2 separate regions of the Homo sapiens genome follow, and region 1 is linked to region 2. A link is a contact called in ENCODE Hi-C or POLR2A ChIA-PET data. All regions are on one chromosome and are shown on one strand. Each heading gives the region's core, a stretch centred on a gene start or an enhancer-like site at or near the end of the contact. The rest is flanking DNA. Distances are from core to core; before and after follow the strand shown.

Region 1 (3,975 bases), core at 1,219-3,718, 1.0 Mb before region 2:
GCTGGGACTACAGGCACCCGCCACCATGTTCGGCTAATTTTTTGTATTTTTTTTAGTAGAGACGGGGTTTCACCGTGTTAGCCAGGATGGTCTCGATCTCCTGACCTTGTGATTCACCCACCTCGGCCTCCCAAAGTGCTGGGATTACAGGCGTGAGCCACCGTGCCCTGCTGGAATTCTGTAGTTTTCAACAGGAAGAATGAAGTGATAGAATGTACCTGGGTAACGTGGCCAGTAAGACTTGATGGCTAGGTCATCTCTCAGGGGTGCCATGGAGCCCCTGGGATGCCTGGGACTCTCTGAGCTCTCCAGGTCTCATGCTGTCTGAGGGTGCTGCTTGTGGGGCCACCTGTGTTCCCTCGGGACCAGTGTGTTTCAGTGTCTGGCCCGTGAACCTGTTCTCAAGTTGCCCTTGTCTCTGTGGAAACACTTTTTCCTCGAAGCCAGTATTTGGGATTTTGGTAACAAGCCAAATTGAAATCTCAGTGATTATAGGACTTGATGAATAATTTGTGTTGCAAAAGATTGAAAAATCATCCCTCACGAAGTCCATTTTAAGTGTTGCCTAAGTACAGTTACTTCATTGAAACTGCTCACCAGCTGGTGGCAAAGCTTATGTGGAAACAAGTTTTTTGGTGCTCTGACCCTAGACAAGACCATGAGTCTGGAGCCATGTCCACAGTAGGTCTCCGCACATGTGGAAGAGGGGCAGTCTGTGCAGGAGAGCCTTCTTCCCCCCACCCCGCCCCATGGGAAAAGGAGAGAAATGGTGAGTTAGGTCAGGGGAAAGGGAAACAGGGAGGAGGCAGGTCCTCGATAATCAGGAATATGGCGCAGACACTGCTGGACTCTGAGGTTTCCTAAAAAATTCATGCCCTGGGCTGGGCACGGTGGCTCACGCCTATAATCCCAGCACTTTGGGAGGCCGAGACGGGCAGATCATGAGGTCAGGAGATCGAGACCATCCTGGCTAAAACAGTGAAACCCCGACTCTACTGAAAATAAAAAAAAAAAAAAAAAATTAGCCGGGCGCGGTGGCGGGCACCTGTAGTCCTAGCTACTCAGGAGGCTGAGGCAGGAGAATGGCGTGAACCTGGGAGGTGGAGCTTGCAGTGAGCCGAGATTGCGCCACTGCACTCCAGCCTGGGCGATAAAGCGAAACTCTGTCTCAAAAAAAAAGAAAAAGAAAAAGGAAGAAAGAAAAGAAAAGAAAGAGAAAAGAAAGAAAAGAAATCCATGCCCTGGCTCCATTTTTTCTTTCAGTGACCCTCACTGAGGAGCTGTGGGTACCGTGATAGGCACTAGGGAAGGCAGGTGACTCGAGTATGGTCTGATCTACCAGGGTTAACAACTTGGTTGGGGAAAGAGGAATGGGGGCCAAATAATGGCACCATAGAGGAACTATAACGGGACAGTGGTGGGCAAAGGGTCACTAGAACGGTGGGGGGCTTCTTGGAGGAGATGACACTCAAACTGGGCCTTGCAAGGTAGGTGGGAGTTGACCAGCAAGGCGGCAGTCTCAGGTGGCAGTGTGCTGCACGTGTGGCTATCAGGGCCAGCCCATGAGGGGCAAGGCTGCTGGGCAGGCTGGGAAGCCAGAGTGGGGAGGCCCCAGGAGGTGTTCTGTGTGCAGCTGCCACATTGAAAGGTGTGCAAGTGTAGTTGGAGGATGTGCAGCTGAGGCAGGGCCCAAAGGAGGGGGAGTACACAGAAGCCAAGAAGGGAAAAGAAGGGAAAAGGCGATCTGCACACACACAGTGCCTTGAAGGTCTTGCGTTTCCCGTAGAAATTGTGCTGTAGCTCTTTACCAGATTGACTGGTATTTGGGCACACAGTTGAGCATACTCTGGGCCTCGGTTATATGTTTTGAATTTAGTATGGTTTTTATTCAAAGCCTCAGTGCTCTCTGCACGTTTCCATACTCCCATCTCAACTCTAAAACATATAAGTTGTTATTCAGATCAACTTGCTGGTAAAATTAGAGAAAATTTCAAAGCTCCTTTTTACTCTCTTTGTCTCACATTTCTCCAATGGGGAAAAAGCCTGGAAGACAAGTGTGTTAAAGAACTGGCTGTTCTTGTAAGTATTTGAGGAGAACAGTGTGAGTCATTGTAGCTTTTCACTGGTATTTGAGTATCCGGTTTATTTTTAAACAGTTCTGTGAACTGGAGTTTCTTCCATAGTTTCTGTTACCATGGCGCCATAATATTTCCTCGTCTGCTTGTTCATACTTTCACACACTTCAGCATCACATTTACAATTCCTTACAATCAGAATATCTTATTCATAACTTCCAAGAATGTTTCTCCAGCTGCAATAGCATTTTTCTCCAAATGGGAAAAGTCCGTTGTTCTGCCACTTGCAGATGCTGGGAAGAAAGAGGGTCTGGTTCTGTGAAGGACGGTGCAGGGTGCGGGGGCTGTGAGGGCCCCGTTGGGGTTTGAGTGGGTGGACCTATGTCATCTGTGTGGAGCCACTTCCCCTTTAGGCGCCACGGTTGAGAGTATAGGACGGACAGGCTGCTGCTTTTGCTTGGGAGGAGTTGGTGTTATACATTTTGGTCTAGACATCTAACAGACCACCCTTGGTTCTTTGGTCCCCTCAAACATGAACATGGGTGTGTTCTGTTGCTCTTATTTATTTTGTCATTTATTTTTGGACTTGAATTGAGGCTTCCACTTTGGGCAGGTCTCTTGTTTTGAGAATCTGCAGTCCAGAGAAAAACAATGCTGGGCTTGGCAGTCACTGGTGAAGTCGGCTTTGCCCGCCCTCCAGGCATGCAGGATTATTCAGAGAGGTACCTTTCTACATCTCATTGCTTTGAGAAATATATATTTCTTAAAGAGTTGTTCAGGATTTAAGGAAAGTTGGGGAGGTATATGGAACCATAGAGATAGTTTGTTTCCAATTTCTTAAAGTCTTAGACCTCAACTTTTCAGGGATAACAAGGTTTTCCTCTGACACATAAAGATAATAATAGACTAGGTTCTGAATATGTGCTTTGGACTTAATTATGGGAACTTGGCTTTGCCAGGTGTTTTCAAATTCTACTGTAAATATAAATGCTGATTCAATGATACAGCAACTCTTGATACTTGAGAATTTAAAGTGCTGCGTAACTGATTGGACATTTCGTCTCCTAACACAGTTGGTTCCTCTGATTCAGAGAGGACCCCTTTTTGAAGATCAAAAGCAAAATAAAAGTGTGGAAAGTGTGGACTTCTAGTGGCATGTGGACAGGGGGGTGTCCTGGGGGCTGCCCAGGAGGCTCCAGGTGGGAAGTGCTTCTGACTTAGTGGCTCTACAAGCTGGCCATTGTGGAAGAATTGGCTTTTTCCTTTTTTTTTTTTTTAGAATTGACTTTGTAAGAATCATCAAAAAATTGTTTTGCTCTCAGCTCAATAAACATTTGTAGTTAATAATCCGAGTAACTAATCTTTTTTCTCTCCTGTGTAATCCAAGATATGTCAGTATATGGTCTTCGTGAGTAAAATTGATACCAATAGTACATTATCCTAAAGGTCTTATTTGATATCCTTTTATCAAGTCAACACTTTACTGTCCCACCATTTCACTTGTAAAGATCCCCAAGTGTGTCGCTGTCAGTTTCAACAAATGTTAGAAAGGACCTGTTGTCATATGTGAGATACGCTTCTGGAATTCACTGTCTAGAGGGGAAAGCAGACTGTACACAGGTAAAAACTGAGGTAGTGGTATGTGCTTTGAGGAAATATAAAAAGAGTTAGAAGGTAACAGGCTAGAGTTGGTGGTGGTGGGAGGTGTGGCTAGATTCTCTAAGGGATGCCCCAAATGGTGTGAGGGGGAGCCGGCCATACGCTTGTCTCAGGGAAGAACATTCCTGGCAGAGGGAACAGCATGTGCAAAGGCTCTGAGGCAGGGATGAGCTTATTATGTTGAAGAAACAGAGAGAAGATCCTGTGCTGGGACAGAGAAGGGCCAGCAGGTAAGGGAGAG
Region 2 (3,810 bases), core at 1,081-3,580:
CACCCACACCTGCCCCCACCCCCACATCACCATACACCCACGCTCACCCACACCTGCCCCCAGCCCCACTTCTCCTTTGCAGCTCCCCTCCGCCCACACCTTCCTGCCTGGGAGCTGCTGGCCCATGTACAGGGGATGGAGAGGGTGGGCCAGCGCCCACCAGTCAGGGCTGGCTGACTGGGGTTCTTTGTGAACCTTCAGGGTCTCCCAAGCTGGAAACCTGGGGGTCGGCCTTGCTCCCCTCACTCCATGGCCAGCCGCTGCATCATCCCCTGCCCTGGGCCACCTGCCCTGGACGTGGGCCACAGTGCCAGAGAGAGGGACCCTTGCAGGTACAGCTCAGAATCTCCCTCCTACCCAGACACCCCCAGGTTCTGTACTGCCCCGGGACTGGTGCCCTGCCCATCCGCAGCCCGGATGCTCCCTCCTCCCTCCCAGCATCCCCTGTGGCAGTGGCCATGCCTGCCCCCAGAGCAGCTCAGGCTCCCCTTTCATCTCTCCAAGCCTTAGCCCCTGCAGCCCTCCGCCTGGAGTGTTTGCCTCCCCCTCGCTGCTGCTCAGGGTCTCCCTCTGCCCCCAGGCTCCCTCCCCAGCCCCTGAGTTTCTCCTCTCACTGTGCTTCCCCAGCCCTGAGTGCTTAGGGGTCTGGGTGGCATGTGTGGCATTTAACCCCATGCTCTCTGCTGAGCCCTGAGCTCCCAGAGTTCCCTCCAGCCCTGGCCCTGGGGAGGGGGTAGCATGTGACCAGGAGGGCGGAGGGGCTTGTGTGTGTTTCTGAGACGCAGTCTGAGAGAGACACGGGTGACAGACAGTTGGGGACCCCAAACACTGGGGAGCAGAGATAGACAGGAGGGGCCCGCAGTGAGACACAGAGGTGAGCAGGAGAGGACACATAGCCCTGGAGAAAAGGAGCAGGTGTGGGCGGGCTTCCCTCCACTGCAGTCACAGTTCCCTCACTCATAGGCAGATCTTCCTGGGTCCTCCCTGCACAAAGCCCCAGTGGCTCCCTCGTGTCCCCCAGCCACAGTCCAAGCTCCCTAATGTGCTAGATAAGGCCCCAGTCCAGCCTTTCGGTCCCAGCACTCCCTGGACTTCCTGTTTGGGCCTCCAAGCCTTTGCTCCCCTTTGGCCTTCACCCCCATCTGCTCCCTAGACCTCAGTCCATCTGGCAAACACTTCACCATCGCCCTCTCCATGAAGCCTTCCGGCCCACCTTCCAGGATGACGTGAGCTGGTGCCCTTGCTGCGAGGCTGTCTTCCCCCATCAGCACAAGTGTGAGATTCCCTCAGGGCAGACCCACATGCTACTTGGGCCTGGTACAAGTGTCTGATGTCAGGCTGGGCACTGTGGCTTCACACCTATAATCCCAGCACTTTGGGAGGCCGAGGAGGGCGGATCACCTGAGGTCAGGAGTTCGAGACCAGCCTGGCCAAATGGTGAAACCCCACCTCTACTAAAAATACAAAAATTAGCCGGGCATGGTGGTGCATGCCTGTAATCCCAGTTACTCGGGAGGCTGAGGCAGGAGAATCGCTTGAATCTGGGAGGCAGAGGTTGCAGTGAGCCGAGATTGCACCACTGCACAGAGCCAGACTCTTTTTCAAAAAAAAAAAAAAAAAAAGCAGGTGTCTGATATCCCCAACCAGCTCTGTCCAGGAAGGGCAGGAAGAGAGGAGGAGACAGGTGGGTTGGGGGAGATGGCAGGGGAGCACTCGGGGTCATGGAGAGGCTTTGGCTAGACGGAGCAGAGGAACCACTCAGGGTCTGTGTCCTGGCTGCGGGGTCCATCCCCCTCCCTACCCAAGAGGAGGCTCTGGTCTGCCCCCAGACACCTCCCAGCACCCAGCAGAGGGCCCACCCAGGCGGTGCTGGTTGAGGGGCTGAATTGGGGAACCACAGGTAGAAAGAGAGGCCAGGCCGGGTGCGGTGGCTCACGCCTGTAATCCTAGCACTTTGGGAGGCCGAGGCAGGTGGATCACGAGGTCAGGAGTTCAAAACCAGTCTGACCAAGATGGTGAAACCCCGTCTCTACTAAAAATACAAAAATTAGCCGGGCGTGGCAGTGGGCGCCTACAATCTCAGCTACTCGGGAGGCTGAGGCAGAGAATTGTTTGAACCCGGGAGGCAGAGCTTGCAGTGAGCCGAGATAGCGCCATTGCACTCCAGCCTGGGCGACAGAGCGAGACTCCGTCTCAAAAAAAAAAAAAGAAAAGAAAGGGGGGCCCCAGGCGAGCTCGGTCCCACCCAGCAGGCGGGGGCGGGGCAGGGCAGAGTGCTCCCCCCGCCCCCCGCTTCCTCCCCGAGGGCCCCGGAGCCCAGCTCAGCCTCAGTCCCCGCAGCTTGTGCGGCGGCGTCGGCACCATGAGGCGAGGGCCCCGGAGCCTGCGGGGCAGGGACGCGCCAGCCCCCACGCCCTGCGTCCCGGCCGAGTGCTTCGACCTGCTGGTCCGCCACTGCGTGGCCTGCGGGCTCCTGCGCACGCCGCGGCCGAAACCGGGTAAGGGGGACCCACGGGGCGCGCGGCGCCGGCAGCTGCGGGGAGAACGGGGCCCCGATCGCCAGGGCGCAGGCAGAGCCCCGACCCCCGGGGGCGCCGAGGGCTGAAAGGACCCTGTGGGCAGGGCCTGGAGGGGCCCGCGATCACCGCGTGGCCCTCACCGCCGCCTCTCTCCCTCCCCTTGTCCACCGCCCCCCGGCTGTCCCTCCCCTCCCCGGCCAGCCTCGCCCCCCTCCGCCCCTCCCCGTCCCCGCTCCTCCCTCCCCTCGGCCCCCTGGCCTCCCTCCCTGTCCCCTCCCGAAGCAGCCGGGGCCAGCAGCCCTGCGCCCAGGACGGCGCTGCAGCCGCAGGAGTCGGTGGGCGCGGGGGCCGGCGAGGCGGCGCTGCCCCTGCCCGGGCTGCTCTTTGGCGCCCCCGCGCTGCTGGGCCTGGCACTGGTCCTGGCGCTGGTCCTGGTGGGTCTGGTGAGCTGGAGGCGGCGACAGCGGCGGCTTCGCGGCGCGTCCTCCGCAGAGGCCCCCGACGGAGACAAGGACGGTGAGTTCCGTGTGTAGGGGAACCAGTCTGAGCGGGGCGCAGGGGCTGGGGTGTCGGGACGGTCTAGGGGGAGATGCATGGCCCCTGAGGGGGAGAGAAGGGCTTTAAGGGGAAACGGAGACAGAGTGGAAAAGAGTTTGCGCTGAGGAGCTCAGGCTGGGGAGGGAGACATAGTCCTGCCCCTGAGACCCTGGTCGGAGCCAGGAACAGCTCTGCCCTGACAGACCCCAGTGTGAGGAAGAGACAGGTTGCAGGAAGGGGGCCCCGTCTGAGGGAGGAGTCTGTCCTGCCCTTTGGGAGTCTAACGGAGCTTGGTTCCCCCATAAATCCCTGAAGAGTTTGCCAGACTGAGCCCCAGCTCCCCAACTCCCTGCCCTGCCAGCTCCCCACTGGCCAGGCCTCTGGACTCAGGGTCAGCCAGGTGCCACCCCTCCCCACCCTGCATTGGGCTTCATTTGACGGAGGACTGCCCCTCCAGAGGAGTCTTCTAGGGGAGGGAGGGAAGGCTGTGACTGAGTACGGAGCCTCTACCCCCTCTGCCTGCAGCCCCAGAGCCCCTGGACAAGGTCATCATTCTGTCTCCGGGAATCTCTGATGCCACAGCTCCTGCCTGGCCTCCTCCTGGGGAAGACCCAGGAACCACCCCACCTGGCCACAGTGTCCCTGTGCCAGCCACAGAGCTGGGCTCCACTGAACTGGTGACCACCAAGACGGCCGGCCCTGAGCAACAATAGCAGGGAGCCGGCAGGAGGTGGCCCCTGCCCTCCCTCTGGAC

What was found. Hi-C counts contacts between places; a loop is a spot of excess contacts on that map. ChIA-PET counts read pairs that join two places held with the same protein, here RNA polymerase II (POLR2A). Pooled maps may share reads with other maps.
Region 1: a loop to region 2 is called in a map with no recorded cell type, with 5 times the contacts of the local background. The contact joins the enhancer-like site here to the promoter of TNFRSF13C in region 2. A Hi-C loop is called at or near these places in 3 of 37 single-sample maps with no recorded cell type and 2 of 50 pooled maps. POLR2A ChIA-PET finds 5 or more read pairs at or near these places in 2 of 52 experiments (GM12878 and OCI-LY7).

The regions. Positions count from the first base shown.
Region 1 is chr22:42,932,129-42,936,103 of GRCh38, reverse strand. The region is part of intron 1 of PACSIN2 (protein kinase C and casein kinase substrate in neurons 2); the gene reads left to right. Among named protein-coding and RNA genes, the nearest start is that of ARFGAP3, 77 kb to the right of the region's middle. RefSeq lists enhancers at 1,055-1,570, 1,571-2,087. Within about 2 kb of position 2,468, at least 25 of the 41 ENCODE cell types and tissues checked have a DNase peak (open chromatin) inside an H3K27ac peak, as active enhancers do; they include GM12878, where a contact is called at or near this core.
Region 2 is chr22:41,925,326-41,929,135 of GRCh38, reverse strand. TNFRSF13C (TNF receptor superfamily member 13C) reads left to right here and starts at 2,330. Exons shown (of 3, transcript NM_052945.4): 1 at 2,330-2,498; 2 at 2,805-3,035; 3 at 3,582-3,810. The coding sequence starts at 2,363. The coding sequence ends at 3,769. It also overlaps a transcript of CENPM not described here. RefSeq lists enhancers at 1-331, 475-544, 3,102-3,601, 3,602-3,810 and a silencer at 2,270-3,009.